2 separate regions of the Homo sapiens genome follow, and region 2 is linked to region 1. A link is a loop called in an ENCODE intact Hi-C map of the cell type or tissue named here. Cell type or tissue: Caco-2. All regions are shown on one strand.

What was found. Hi-C counts contacts between places; a loop is a spot of excess contacts. Peaks named below come from ENCODE experiments on the same cell type or tissue, not always from the same donor. Only the 100,000 strongest peaks of a DNase experiment are listed, where the experiment ranks them.
Region 2: a loop joins it to region 1, with 3 times the contacts of the local background. A loop is called at or near these places in 9 of 110 quality-filtered maps.

Annotation. Positions count from the first base shown.
Region 1 is chr15:23,462,609-23,470,608 of GRCh38, reverse strand. No RefSeq gene overlaps it. Among named protein-coding and RNA genes, the nearest start is that of GOLGA6L2, 19 kb to the right of the region's middle. In Caco-2, a CTCF peak has its summit at 3,405 (motif pointing right); no DNase peak of the experiment used is centred here.
Region 2 is chr15:23,401,355-23,409,354 of GRCh38, reverse strand. It overlaps LOC105370728 (a long non-coding RNA gene), which reads right to left and starts at 5,512. Exons shown (of 2, transcript XR_931977.3): 1 at 5,247-5,512; 2 at 2,020-2,395. In Caco-2, no CTCF peak of the experiment used is centred here; no DNase peak of the experiment used is centred here.

The DNA.
Region 1 (8,000 bases):
GGCACACCCCCTAGATGCTGCTGCAGGGCCTGTATGGAGTTTGCTCCTGCCTGCACCCAAAAGTGCTTGCCCTGGCTCCTGTACCCACTCACATGTGTGCTCCCTCCCATGAGGGGTGGAATGGGAATGCAGCAGGGAAATATCCTGCTTCAGCACAACATACTATTATTCCTAGCGAACCACTAATTTTTTTCTTACTGTTCTTATGACGTTTTGCTTGTGTGGCCTAGAGTTTTTATTTCCAAAGGAATGCTTCCACCAGAAGACACAACCATAATTCAATCAGACTAGAATTTGAGATTGCCACTCCATCACTTCGGACTTCTCATGTCTGAATCAACAGGCAAAGAAGAGAGTTATGGTGCCACCTGGAGTGACTGATAGATTTCCAATGGGAAATTGACCTGCTCCTCCACAATGGAAGTATGGAAGAATATATTTGGAATATAGGGGATTTGTTAGACATTTCTTAGTAACGTGATATCCTTCAATTAAAGTGATTAGAAAACTACAGCGTCCTAGCCTAGGCAGGACTACTGATTGTCAAGATCCTTTAGGAATGAAATGTTGGGTAACCTATGAAGTAAACAACCACAACCAGCTGAGGTGCTTGCTGAAGGCAAGGGGAGTACAGAATAGGCAGCAGAAGAAAATAGTTACAAATACCAACAACATCCTTGCCACAATTTATAGAAAGAAGAATTTTTTGTAATGATCATGAGCATCTCCTTATTTTGTTAAAATGTGCTTTTGGGTATGTAACAAATATATTTTTTTTCTCTTATTTTCTTATCTATCAAATGTGTATTAGCTTTATATCATAGTATTTTAATGTCATAATATTTAAGTTATGGGATATCAAGGGGAGAAGGAGTACTCAAAGACTTTAATCTTTCTTCTGAAAAGGGTATTAATTAGTGCATTTTTGGTTGTATGCATGATCGTTGTATCATGTTAGGTCAAATTATGACTTTGTTATTATCTTCATTTGGAAATTAAGTATGGTTTAATGACATGCATATGAGTAAACAATTGACAAGCAGTAGCTTTGTGATGGTTAATTTTATGTGTCAACTTGACTGGGACACAGAATGCCCAGACATTTAGTTCGGCATTATTCTATGTGTGTGTGAGGTGTTTCTGGATGATAATAACACTGGAATCGGTGGACTGAGTAAAGAAGATTGCCCTCCGCAGTGTAGGTGGACCTTAGCTAATCCACTGAAGGCATGAATTGAACAAAAGGCTGAGAAGAGAGAATTTTCTCTCTCCCTGACTGTCTCCAAGCTGGGACATCAGTCTTCTGCCTTCAGACTCAGACTGGAACTTACACCATCAGCTCTCCTGGCTTTCCTGCCTGCAGACTCAGACTCATGCTGCACTACTGACTCTCTAGGCTCCTAGTTTTTTGGACTGCAGATTTTGAGACTTCTCTGCTTCCACCATCGTGAAAGCTAATTTTCTATTATATATATCTATAAATACATAGATATATATATTTCATTATTAGTTGTGTTTCTCTGGAGGATTCTATCCATATAATGAGAAAGCCAAAACTATTAATTGTTGGAGGGGATATGGTGTAACCAACATAATTGTACATTTCCGGTATAATTACTTTGGAAAAATGTTTGTTTTAATACAGAATTTTTTTTTTTTTTTTTTTGAGAAGGAGTCTGCTCTGTTACTCAGGCTGGAGTGCAGTGGCGCAATCTCGGCTCACTGCAAGCTCCGCCTCCTGGGTTCACGCCATTCTCCTGCCTCAGCCTCCCGAGTAGCTGGGACTACAGGTGCCCGCTACCACGCCCGGCTAATTTTTTTTTTTTTTTTTGTATTTTTAGTAGAGACGGGGTTTCACGGTGTTAGCCAGGATGGTCTCGATCTCCTGACCTCGTGATCTGCCCGCCTCGGCCTCCCAAAGTGCTGGGATTACAGGTGTGAGCCACTGTACCCAGCCTCAGAATTTTTTAAACTTATGACACAGCACTTCCTCTAGGCATGTAATCAAAATAATGGAATGATTCTGCTAGACACCACCTCCACCATGTACTAGGATATTCATAAAGCACTATTTTAATGGTCCCAAACTGGAGAAAAACTAAATGTTCATCAACATTTAGTAGAATGTTTAGAATTTTTTATGTATACATAAATGTCAAGCATACAACAATGAGAATGAATAAACTACATCTCCATGAAAAAACATAACTGTGTATCTCACAGATTTAAGGATAAGTAAAAGAAGCTGGATACAGAAACAAACCCACATAATTTATGACTGCATAGTTATACAGTTAAAAATAGTCAGCGGGGCACGGTGGCTCAGGCCTGTAATCCCAGCACTCTGGGGGCGCCGAGGCGGGTGGATCACGAAGTCAGGAGATCGAGACTATCCTGGCCAACATGGTGAAACTCTGTCTCTACTAAAATACAAAAAATTAGCTGGGCGTGGTGGCACGTGCCTGCAGTCCCAGCTACTCGGGAGGCTGAGGCAGGGGAATCGCTTGAACCCTGGAAGAGGAAATTGCAGTGAGCTGAGATCTCGCCACTGCACTCCAGCCTGGCAACACAGTAAGACTCCATCTCAAAAAAAAAAAAAGTCCAGATCAATCTATACTGTTAGAAACCAACATAAAAATAGGTAACAATTTTAGTGATTGGAAGGGGACTTCTTTGGGCTGTTAATTATGATAATTATGTTAATTATAATTCATTAAATGATATGATTGCATTTGTGTATTCAATTTGTGAGTATTTATAAAGCTGTGTACTTATTATTTGAGAATAAATGTTTGTATATATGTTACACTTCAACAGAAAATGTGTATTAAACATTTGTGAGGGGAATAATGGGTAACTGGGTGATGTGTTTCTGCAATAAAAAAAAGTAGGTGAAATTATTCTTTTTTTTATACAAAATTGCTTTCTACTTTCTTAAGGAAACCATATAGACTAAACACAATGTTTGAACTTAATATATGTATGGCAAACTAGAGACAGACAGTTACCGAGAGAGAGAAAGACAGGGATAAAGAACACACACGCACACACACATTTGAGCCATGATACCTCCTTCAGATGCCGAGTAAGAAAGATATTGGTAGATAGAAGCTGGAAATTGTGTTGCATGGAAGCATGCACTGGAAAGGCCACAGAGTAAGAATCAACAGAATTAATCCATATTGTGCCTCCTGGGAGATTTTTGTTAAAATAAGAGGTTAAAATACTTGTAAAATATGTCCTAGTGCATTTTCTGTCCCCTTTCCTCATCAAAATATTTGTGGCTATTATTTTTCAAAAGGGAGAAAAATCATTCACCAATAACCAAACTGTCTAATTGATCTTCATTGAATATCCAGTGTGTAATAACTTGGGTTAACTTAGTAGTATTTTGAACCACTAGGTGTCCCTGTAAGCAAATGATTGAATAATTTCTAAAACTCAGCAAGCCTTGGAAAGTTTGACCAACATCATCAGTGAACTTGAGCTAACTGATGTATGTAAAACACCAGGCCGACCTATTCCTGTCTGATTAATAAATTGGCCTGAGCGCGGTGGCTCACGCCTGCGATCCCAGCACCCCGGGAGGCCGAAGAGAGCGGATAACCTGAGGTCAGGATATTGAGACCAGCCTTACCAACATGGAGAAAACCCATCTCCAACAACAAAAACAACAAAAATATATATATATAATGAGCCTAGCATGGTGGTTCAGGCCTGCAATCCCAGCCACCCAAACCCGGGAGGCGGAGGCTGCGGGGAACAGAGACCGCGCCACTGCATTCCAGCCTGGGCAACAAGAGCAAAACTCCCTCTCAAAAAAAAAAAAAAAAAAAAAGGGACCGGGTTACACCATGTTGCCCAGGCCCGTCTGGAAGTCCTAGGCTCAAGCCATCTGCCGCGCTTGGCCGTCATAAGTCCTGTGATTAACAGCGTGAACCACCACGCCAGGCCGATCACGCCTGTAATCCCAGCACTTTGAGAGGCCGAGGCAGGGAATAGCCTGAAGTCGGGAATTTGAGACCAACCAGCCTGACCAACATGGGGAAACCCCGTCTGTACCAAAATAAATAAATAAATAAATAAATAAATAACAAAATGAGCCCTGCATGGTGGCTCAGGCCTGCAATCCCAGGCACTCGGGAGGCTGAGGCAGGAGAACCAGCCAAACCCAGAGGCAGAGGCCGCGGGGAGCCGAGACCTCGCCACTGCCCTCCAGCAGGGCAACAAGAGTGAAACTCCACCTCAAAAAAAAAAAAAAAGTGACTGGTTTTCACCATGTTGCCCAAGCCGGTCTGGAACTCCTAGGCTTAAGTGATAATCCGCGCTCGGCTGTCCAAAGTCCTGGGATCACAAGCGTGAGCCACCACGCCAGGCCGATCTATTCCTTTCTGATTAGTAAACTGGGCAGGGCAGGTGATCTATCCTGGAGAATGTTCTCTGTGAGCTTAATATTGTGTATGCTGTTGCTATTGGATGGAATGTTCTGTATATGTGTGTTAGGTCCATTTGATCTAATGCGTCGTTCAAGTCTCATGTTTTCTTATTAATTTTCTGCCTGAATAATCAGTCCATTGTTGAAAGTGATATATTCAAGTCCCTTACTATGATTGTATGGTAATCTCTCTCTCTCTCAAGAGCATTTCATATTTGTTTTATATTTTAAGTGCTCCAACGTTGAGCATATGTGTAATTGCTATTGTTATATCCTCTTCATAAATTGACCCTTTATCATCATATCATGTTCTTATGTGTCTCCTATTTCAGTTTTTGAGCTTTTCTCTTTGTTTTCATTTGCATGGAATATCTTTTTCCATCCCTTCATTTTCAGTTTGTGTGTGTCCTAAAATACAAGATGAGCCTCTTACGGGCAGCGAATAGTTGGGGCTTGTTTCTTTATCCTTTCAGTTACTCTCTTTTTTGTAGGATTTAATGCATTTATATTCAAGGTAATTATTGATAGGCAAGGGCTTACTACTACCATTTTGTTAATTGTTTTCTGGTTGTTTTGTAGATACTTTGTTTCTTTCTGCCTCTTATGCTGTCTTCCATTATATGTTGGCCAACATGGAATAACAGAAATTTCAAAGAGCAATAGAGTTCCAAGTCAGTAAGTTAGACATGATTTAGTGATAGAATCTGTCTGTCAAAACCACAGTAAGCCTTGGACCAAAGAGATTAGTGAGAAAGCCCTTCTCAGTAAGAATTTAAATCTAAATCTAATAAGAAGCAAAATGTAGAAACAGATGTCTAAAAAAATAAAGCTACTATAATTAAAATTGTTTGACATGGGAACATAATCAACAAATAGAAAATTACTACCTAGTAGCATACAGAAGTAAAATCAGATATGTAAATATAGTGGTATTTCAATTTAGTTAGGAAAGTATATGCTACTACCCAGCATATACAAAAACATATTCCAAATGGATAAGAGGTCCAAGCATTACATAAGACAATTAGAAAAATAATGTTTATATTCTTTGAGTAAAGCCTCTGAAAATAAATCAAGTAATGCAGCATTTGCAAAGATAAAATAAGAGTAATTATAAAGTCTAATGATAAAATATAAACTTGGAAGAAGCATTTGAAGAGTATAAACAGACCAAATGGTTATTTGTCTACTAAATTAGGAAGTCCTATATATAAATATGAATATAACAACCAAATAGACAAATGTAAACTTAATAAAGATCTGCAATTAATAGAAACATAAAAGGTATATAAATACACTATATTTATATAAAATATAATTATAAAAGGTTATAAAAGGTAATTAAATACACTAAAAAAGTTTGAAAACATGAATCATAAAATTGTCAACTTTGAAAGATTAGTTCCATCCATTGTTGACAATGACATAAGAAAAAGTATTCACATACATTTTATTCTGGACCAAAAGTTAACCTGGTACTGTTTAGACATAAAGCAAAGTTCACATATTTGTATCACAGCCCCAAATCTATGAGGTAAGTATAAGAGAAAAAATTCTTACAGAATTGTGTAGCTTCATTTCAAAAAAAATGGCTACATAAATTCTAGCAGAAAAAGATAAATGAGCAAAGTTGTTTATGAGAGTGTACAATAGCAAAAAAAAAAGGTATTACCTAACCATCATATAGAGCTGGTTGAATAATTTATAATAAACATCTCCATGAGGAAATTCAATGTTACTACTTTACTAAATAAAGATGTTTATGTACTATAGAAGTGAACTAACAGTATGTATTTTCAAATGTGATTTAAAAACTGTATATTATCCTATTTTATTATATATTGGTCTATCTATATCATTTTTCCATGAGTATAAAAAAATAGAAAAAGGTACATACCAAATTGAAGGGCTGGAATGGAAAGAACATTTTTACTTTATATATTTCAAAATGAAAATAGTAATATTTAGAGAATTTTTAATTTCCTTTTTATCTTTTTTTTGAAATTTCAAAAACTTGAGTGTAATCAAGTAACTGAAATACGGTGAGATATATACAACATTAGAAGAGTATACGTGATAGCACATAAACAGTAATAATTATTTGGGAGATTTTAAAAGTTTTGAAAATAAGGTGCCTTATCCATTGTTTTGAAGGGTAAAAATATAACTTTCCAAGTGATTATAGTTTCTGAAAGCATATGAGACACAAAAAATTATAAGCACAAAGATGTAAAACATTTAAGGAACCACAAGTTCTTTGGAACTCTTGGACTAAAAACACAGCTGTGAGATAAATCTCAAAAGAATGTTAAGAAACAAGTCATGAAAAGCCTTTCATATCCTGCTAAAAAAATTTTATTCTATACTAGGGGTTGGGAATTTTCTTCTTACAGGGTCAGATAGTAAATATTTTAATTTAGCCTCTGTCAGAACTACTCAACTCTGTGTTGTAGTCAAAGCAGTGTGACAGTGTGTAAATGGACAAGTACGGGTGTATTCCAATAAAACTTTATTTACAGAAAAGAGTACTCCAGTTCACAGAATGCAGTTTGCCATATATCTAGGGCCATGTGGAATCCATAAAATATGTTGTTAGAGATATGACCTAATTTTAAAAAGCATGAAATTACCTAAGAAGAATGTGGGGAAAAGGAGGTCTCAGGATCAAGTCCCAGGTTTTACCAAGATTTGGAAATTGTATGATGAGAAGTAACCAAGGATTCTCAGAAAGATCAGCCCATGAAACACAGTGAAAAACACAGAGTGTGGATGGATGGCAGAAGCCAAGAAAAGCAAAACAAAGATCAGAATGTTCAGTATTGTAGAGTGCTGCTGAGTCAAATAAGATGCAGGAGGACATTTTCTCATGGATGTACAGGATGGAAATTGTTGTGAGGAAACTCTGAAGGGGTCATGATTGAGAATAGGTTAAAGAGAAACTGGAAGATAAGAAAGAGGATATCATTTAGCAAAATCTTAAAAACAAGCCTTGCTATGAAGACTAGGGAGGTAAAACAATAGCCAGGATGTATGGAGGAAACATTGTATTAAAAAAGAATGTATGTTTGGTTAGTTGCCTTTAAGCTAGGCGGTATTTTAGTCAATGTTTACATGCATGCCTATTAGAACAAACTGGGAGAAAGAAATGAATTGTGCAGAAGAAAGGAAGCAAAATTACATGACATTAAGCAATAAGAGACTCAATTTTAGGAAAGAAAAAATAGCTCCAGTATTTGTAGAAATAAAGTTTTGGTGGGAGGACACAAAGAGCAAAATTTATACTTCAAAAACTGTACTTCTGTTTTTGCAGTGCTTCATGTCTTTTTTTATTTAACAAAACAATAAAATTGCGTTTTTCTTTCTATGTTTAAAAATAGATGTCTGGTCGCTGATGATTTCAATTGCACTATCATTAGTAAGAATGAAATAATTTGTGCCTTCATTTCTTAAAACTAAAGTGGGCTGGGTGCAGTGGCTCACGCCTGTAATCCCAGCACTTTGGGAGGCCGAGTCGGGCGGATCACGAGGTCAGGAGATGGAGACCATCCTGGCTAACCTGGTGAAA
Region 2 (8,000 bases), 61 kb after region 1:
CTTGGCCTCTCAAAGTGTTGGGATGACAGAAGTGAGCCACTGTGCCCAGCCGCCTTCTGTGAATATTTTATTAAGTTCCCATATAGCCCAGTTCACTAGCGGAAATAAGCAGCAGGGAGACTGGCACATTATATCTCCCATTATTAGATTAATACTTTAAAAAAATCTTAGGACTTTCATTAATTTTTTTTTCTGCCCAAAACATTCATTTTCACTGAAAGGCTTTGGTCTCAATCTATTCTGAAAAACTGGGGTTTCTTTGTATGTGAACTGATTCAGGAGTTCGCATTCTTCCAGGGTGACATAAATCCTGCACCCTTGGGGAAGGGCAATAATATAGATTGCATTCTTGCCTTCGGTAGGTGGACACATTATCCTGGGACCCCAGGGAGCACTTTCTAGACTTTTCTCCCAGTTATATCCACGAGGGACAGGCTCGTGACTGCAAGGACTTCAGCTCCCTGCCAAGCCAAAGACACAAGAGCAGGGGCCCCCTAAAGCCTAAAGGGAAACCAGAAGGTTTCCCTTTATGACGCTCATTCACTCAAAAAGCACCGCATGTCCCATAAACCTGACCTCAACTCCTCTCAGGGAGAAAAAACTGGGTTGAACTAGTGCACATTTATTTTTTTCTATAGGAAACTTTATGGCATTTTTTTTTTTTTTTTTTTGAGACGGGGTCTCACTCTGCAGTCCAGGCTGGAGTGCAGTGGCCCAATCTCAGCTCACTGCAGCCTCTGCCTCCCAGGTTCAAGCCATTCTCCCACCTCAGCTGGGAGTAGCTGGGATTACAGGTGTGTGCCACCATGCCCGGCTAATTTTTTTGTATTTTCAGTAGACAGGGTTTCGCCATGTTGGCCAGGCTGGTCTTGAACTCCTAACCTCAAGCGATCCACCCGCCTCAGCCTCCCAAAGTGCTTGTATAGGAAACTTTGTAAAATGCTGCATACACCAGCCTCTGCCTGAGCATTAGCAGTTTGGAGAGAGGGAGGAACACAGAGCTACGTTATCTCTCCAGAGGGGCCAAGTCCCACCCCTGCTTGTTGCTTTGTGACTTTGTGCAAGTGTCTGGGTTCACAATGGTGAGTGGGGGAACTGAATTAGAAGGGCTCTAGCCCTTTTCCCTCTGAAATCTTACCATTCTGTGAACCCTCCTGCTGGGCTTGGGGATCTTTATTTTTGAAGAAATAGTGATTGTAACACCCGGTGCGGTGGCTCACGCCTGTAATCCCAGCACTTTGGGAGGCTGAGGTGGGCGGATCACGTGAGGTCAGGAGTTCAAGATCAGCCTGGCCAACATGGTGAAACCCCGTCTCTCCTACAAACACGAAAATTAGCCAGGCATGGTGGCAGGCACCTGTAACCCCAGCTACTCGGGAGGCTGAGGCAGAAGAATCACTTGAACCCGGTTGTAGTGAGCCGAGATCGTGCCACTGCATTCTTGCCTGGGCAACAGAGCAAGACTCCGTCTCAAAAGAAAAAAAAAAGAAAAAGAAAAAAAGAAGAAAAAGAAGTAGTAATTGTACTAATTGGCTGGAGGGCATGGGGAATCTGAACTGTCAAAGGGGAGAAGTCAGGAAAATTGAATGTTAGACACAGCCCACCTTGTCTCCTAGAGGAGCTTGGCGAAAAGCTTGGGAAGCAGACACTAGATAGTGGCCCTTCACTAAAAACCACATCTCCGGCCAGGAGTGGTGGCTCACACCTGTAATCCCAGCACTTTGGGAGGCCGAGGCAGGCAAATCACCTGGGGTTGGGAGTTCGAGACCAGCCTGACCAACATGGGGAAACCCCGTCTCTACTAAAAATACAATAATAATAATAATAATAAAATAATAATTAAAAAACCATGTCTCGTTAGTCACTTCCTGGGTGCTGGCAAACTGGATATGGGTACATTACAGATTTACCTCATTCCATCCTCACAACGGCCCTTTGGAGTAGGTATGAGTGGTGTTATTGGCCGGGTGCAGGTCTGTCCTGCCCGCGTGCAGTAAATCAGTCACTGTGACTATGACATGGGTTTTGCAAAAGAGAAAGGATTTATTTGCAAGGCCACCAAACAAGGTGGTAGAACAGCTCTCACATCCTGCTTCCTGAAGATAAGGCTTAGGGATATTTATGCGTTAGGGAAACACGGTGGTGTAAGGCATGGGGAAAGGTGATTGGCAGTAGGGAAAAATTAATTGATAGGTTTGTTCTGCACAAGCGTAGTAGTCAGGGTTTGTGGCATTTCACAGGACATGTGTACAGAAAGTGGTGGCATTAGCATGATCTGAGGGTGGGATCTTTGGCCCTCTGACATCAAAAGTCCACTTCTTGGGCATTTGGGCAGGCCCATTGAAGAATTGGTGGTCCCAACCTGATTGAACTGGATGGGAGCTGGCCTAAGTTCCTGAAAAACAACGGAAGCAAACATTACCATAGTGACCTGTGAATGTGATCTCTAAAGAAGCTAGTGAAGGGTACATTTCAGCATTTAACGCCACGGTATTCAGCTACCACAGCCTTCAGCTATGACTGTCTTCAGCTTCATAGGAAAAGAAGAAAAAGGACAGGCATGGTGGCTCATGCCTGTAATCCCAGTTTTTTGGGAGGCCAAGGTGGGAGGATCGCTTAAGCCCAGTTTAAGACCAGCCTGGGTAACATAGTGAGACCTTGTCTCTATTATAATAAAAAAAATTGACACAGCAGGCAAGGAAGGAAGGAGGAAGGGAAGGGAGGGAGGGAAGGGGGAAGGAAGGAAGGAAGGAAAGAAGGAAGGAGAAGGAAGGGAGGAAGGAAGGAGAAAGAGAGAAAGCAAGAGAAAGAAGATAAAGAAAAAAGGAGAAAAAAGAAAAATTAATAAAACAAGCAAGTGACCAAAGCAAGCGGGGCAGCCAGACCTGATCAAATTAACCCCTCAGTTTTGGTGACAGTGACTATTCATTGCTTCCCTGTCTCCAGCCTTCCCTTCCTTCTTAGTAACAGAATCCTAGAAATGTGTCTAGCTGGAAAACTATTGTATTAGTTAGCTATTGCTGTGTAACAAATAAGCACAACACTTAGCTCCTGAAATCAAAACAAAAAAGTTTGGCATCTCATGTTTTCAGTGAGTCCTCTGGCTCAGGTCTCTTGTGAGATCGCACTGAGATTTCTGCAAGGGCTGCCATCATCTGAAGGTTAATCTGGGGAAGGATCTTCTTCCCAAGCTCACTCATGATAAGACTGTTGCACTAAGGGCCTCAGGTCCTTGCTAGCTGTTGACCAGAGGCATCAGTTTCTCTTTTTTTTTCTTTTTTTTTTTTTTTTGAGACAGATTCCTTCTCTGTCACACCACGACACTGGCTAATTTTTGTATTTTTAGTAGAGACGGGGTTTCATCATGTTGGCCAGGCTGGTCTCAAACTCCTAACCTCAAGTGATCCACCCACCTCAGCCTCCCAAAGTGCTGGGATTACAGGCGTGAGTCACTTTGCCTGGCAGAGGCATCAGTTTCTTGCCATGTGGGCCTTTCCAGGGAGCACCTCACTACCTGGTGGCTGGTTTTCCTCAGAGCAAGACAGGATGCCCAAGACAGAACTGTCATCTCTTTGAAACCTAATCTCAGAAGGAACATCCCATCACTTTTACCACAGATGTTGATATGGTTTGGCTGTGTCCCCACCCAAATCTCAACTTGAATGATATCTCTCAGAATTCCCCCATGTTGTGGGAGGGACCTGGGGGGAGGTAACTGAATCATGGGGGCCGGTCTTTCCCGTGTTATTCTTGTGATAGTGAATAAGTCTCATGAGATCTGATGGGTTTATCAGGGGTTTCCGCTTTTGCTTCTTCCTCATTTTTCTCTTGGGGCCACCATGAAAGAAGCGCCTTTTGCCTCCCGCCGTGATTCTGAGGCCTCTCCAGCCATATGGAACTGTAAGTCCAATAAAATCCCTTTTTATTCCCAGTCTCGGGTATGTCTTTATCAGCCGCATGAAAATAGACTAATGCAGATGTTATTGCAGCTAGACATGGTTATGTGACTAAATTCTATTCTTCTAGCCATAGTCTATTGGTTAGAAGAAAGTTACTGGGTCCAGCCACACTCAAAGCAAGTGGGAATACAAATACAAATACAAATTTCCCCTCTTCCTCACAAGGGGGAAAATGCTGGAATAAAGGGATTAATGGGGACTTTTGGGGAGTGGAGAAGGGGCTTTTTTTTCCCTTGAGACAGAATCTCACTCTGTCACCCAGGCTAGCATGCAGTGGCGTGATCATAGCTTACTGTAGCCTTGAACTCCTGGACTCAAGTGATCCTCCCACCTCAGCCTCCCAAGTATCTGGGACTACAGGTATGCACCACCATGCTCAGCTAATTTTGAAATTTTTTGTAGTGACAGGGTCTCACTATGTTGCCCAGGCTTGTCTGGAACTCCTAGGCTCAAGTAATCCTCCTGCCTTGGCCTCCCAAAGTGTGAGCCACTGCACCCAGTGATATTGGAGGCATTTTTGAGGCTACCTACCGCAGCTACCTTTCCCAGATGTTCTTGCAGATAGGCATGGCCAAATTTTTTTTTTATTATTATTTTTTTAGAGACGGGGTCTCACTCTGTCACCGAGGCTGGAGTGTAGTGGTGCAATCACAGCTCACTGCAGCCTCAACCTTCTGGGCTCAAGTGTTCCTTCCACCACAGCCTCCCAAGTAGCTGGAATTACAGGCCTGTGCCACCACGCCCGGATAATTTTTATTTTTTTGTAGATAGTATGCCACTATGTTACCCAGGCTGGTCTTGAACTTGTGGCCTCAAGTGATCTGCCCACCCCATTTCAGCTACTGTATTCAGACCTCTGTTACTCTCAGTTGAACCTAATTGTAAATATTGCAGTATTACTGTCCCCCCTCCATTGTACAGAAGAAAGTCGAAGTTCCAGCCAGGCGCGGTGGCTTGTGCCTGTAATCCTAGCACTTTGAGAGGCTGAGGCGGGTGGATCATTTGAGATCAGGAGTTCGAGACCAGCCTGACCAACATGGCAAAACCCTGTTTCTACTAAAAATACAAAAATTAGCTGGGCATGGTGGTACACGCCTGTAGTCCCAGCTACTCTAGAGGCTGAGGCACGAGAATCGCTTGAATCCAGGAGGCAGAGGTTGCAATGAGCTGAGATTGCACCATTGCACTCCAGACTGGGTGACAGAGCAAGACTCCATCTCAAAAAAAAAAAAAAAAAAAGGAAAAGAAAGAAAAGAAAACCGAGGTTCCTAGGTACATAGGACTTACCCAAGGTCAGAAGCAAGTAAGTGGTTGAGGCTGAGCTTGACTTCCAATTTGTTTCACTACAAACCACGTCTTTCCTGCAATGCTTCTATTTTTTTTTCTTTTTTGAGACGGCCTCTTCCAATGCTTCTAGAGAGAGATCTATGGGGGTGGTGGTGTCAACCAGAGCTCCTGCCTTATCTTTTAGACAATTTTCACTATGTGAAGTCAAACGGGAGACAGGAGTGCTATGTGACAGCAGCCTGGCAAAGCAGTCCCTTTGCTAAGGCAGGGAGGTTTTATGACTGGTTTTATTTATCAGGCTGCCTGCCTGTCCTGTGGGGACACTCAGCAAGGGAACATTGTGGACTGGGAAACTGTTGGTTTGGGAAATGTTCCCAATTTCAGCATAAGTGATAGGGAAGGCTGGACTGAAAGGGCAAAAAGTCGGAATAACAGCGTGTCTGGGAAGGATCTGGGCTGTGTCTGAAGCGGGTCAGTGCTGTTGTAGACTGAAGACTTGGCAGGGCAAGGCCAGTAGCAATGCCCTTCTAGAGGAGGGACAGGGAGATTGAAAAGCCCCAACTCATGAGGCCATCTCCTTCTGGAGAAGATCTTAATCAGATCCCCACGGGAGGATGATGGAAGTTTCTTGTTGAGATGGGTCATCCCCTAACCACGGAACTCCAGTTCAGTCCCTGGGACCTAACAGACAAGCTCACCTTCCATTGGGGGTGAAGCGATGCTTGTCACCTCAACTTCTCTGAAGCTTTTTTCCTGTTTAAAAACTTGCTTCTTTCATTCATTCACCCTAACCTACAGCAGTCCCTTGAGACAGGAAAATTAACCTAGTTAATGCACTCACCTGGATGAAAGAAGAATATCAGCTCATCAATTTGCTGTAAGTTAATGAACGCCTCTCAAAGATCCAAAAAGGCTTTTGCAGATTAAGCTGGATGTTTCTGTTTCACTCTTTGCACTGGTCTGTGATGACTATGCACCAGCAGCCTCTTTTTTCACAGACTGCAGGGTCTTTTCTGCAGCCAAATATTCCTTGTAATCATTTGGGCTTTTATGGTGGCAGGTGTCAGAAATGTAACTCAAACTAGGGTAAGCAAAAGTGGGAGAAGATGTATGGATTTATGGAACAGGAAGGGATGGGGTAGATCTAGTATTGGGCACATATGGAGCCTTCCACAGCTGCTGTCCATATGCTCCCTCAAACTGGGTTGTCCTCCTTCCCTCCTCCTGCAAATGGGTTCCCAGTGTGGACTGGAAGATGGCGGCCAACAAGCCCAAATCCTGTTCTTCCAGCATAGTGGCTACAACAGGCAAGAGGATCTTCCCCGTGATTGAGCCATCTGGGTCACGTGCTCATCCCAGGGCAAGGGAGCTCTCTGATCAGCTGGCCTGGGTCCTGTGCCCACCTCCTACAGACGGGAGGGCGGGGTGCTGTGAATGGCAGGCTTCACCAGAATTCATTATTAGAGAAGATCAGCTCAAAGAAATGGGGTGCTTCCAGAAAACAGCAGCTCATTTCTACTTCAGTCCAACATTGCACAGAGGTGGATGAAGGTTTCTCTGTGCATGTTTGCAAAACCAAGTCCCCAGCAGTTGTAGAAGGATTTCCCAATGCAGAGCCACTCCTGAATCTGGTGTGGGAATCCTTCCCATCCTTCTTGCCCATCCTGTCTTCTGTCTTCCTGGCCCTCTCCCCTCACTTTCCTATCTGCTTTTCTTTTTTCCTTTCTTTTTTCTTTTCTTTTCCTTTCCTTTTCTTTTCATCTTTCTTTCCTTCCTTCCTTTTGTCATTCTTTCTTCCTTTTCTTCCTTCCTTCTTTCCTTTCTCCTTCCTTCCTTCCTTCTCTGTTTCTCTTTCTTTCCTTTCTTTCTTCGTTCTCTCTTTCTTCTTTCTTCCTTTTTTTTTTGTTTTGAGTCAGGATCTTGCTTTGTCACCCAGGCTGGAGCGCAGTGACACAATCATAGCTAGCTGCAGCCTCAACCTCCTGGGCTCAAGCAATTCTCCCTCCTCACCCTCCTGAGTGGCTGGGACCATAGGCACACATCACCCAGCTAATTCCTATTGGCTTTTCTGGGGATGAGGATCTTAACCGCTAGCTAATAAAGTTCCTGGGACAGACCCTGCTATTCTCCCTCCAGAACATACCCAGGGATGAGCTTTCTCTGTCGCAGGAGTTGCCTCTCTGGTCCTTGCCTCAGCCCTCTGACAGCTCCCCTCGCTGCACTCTGAAGACAGAAGAGCTGCTAGTAAGCTGGGCTGCCAATTCCAGACAACATTTGACCTTTCAACCTGAGCAGGCTGAGTGGCGGCTGAGTGCAGAGCCACAGCTGGATGTTGACAGTTCTTGGCCACCAAGAGGGAAAGACAGAGAAACGCAGACCCATCTTCTGCGGGCGGAAGGGGCTGTCGGATCTGGTCAGTTTGATACCTCCCAGTGCAGGCTGGGGAGACACTGGATGGGTAAGCACTTTATGATTTTGTTTCCAAACTGCTTGGGCCATAAAATAAAGCTCCTGCTTGTCAAGGAGTTCTAGCTTCACATCCATGACCCTGCACATCGTGTCTGTTCACAGCAACCTCAGCGTGGCCAGGAGTCTGGGACAGGAAAATGTGCTGGGGTTACCTGATGACCATCCAGAGGCCTCCAGGCATGGCTCCACCATGACGGTAGGAAGTTGATCAATATCTTCATCAATATCTGTGGCTGGGTATTCCTGCTCTCTCCCTGCTGTGGAGGCCAGGGTGCTGCTCCTAAG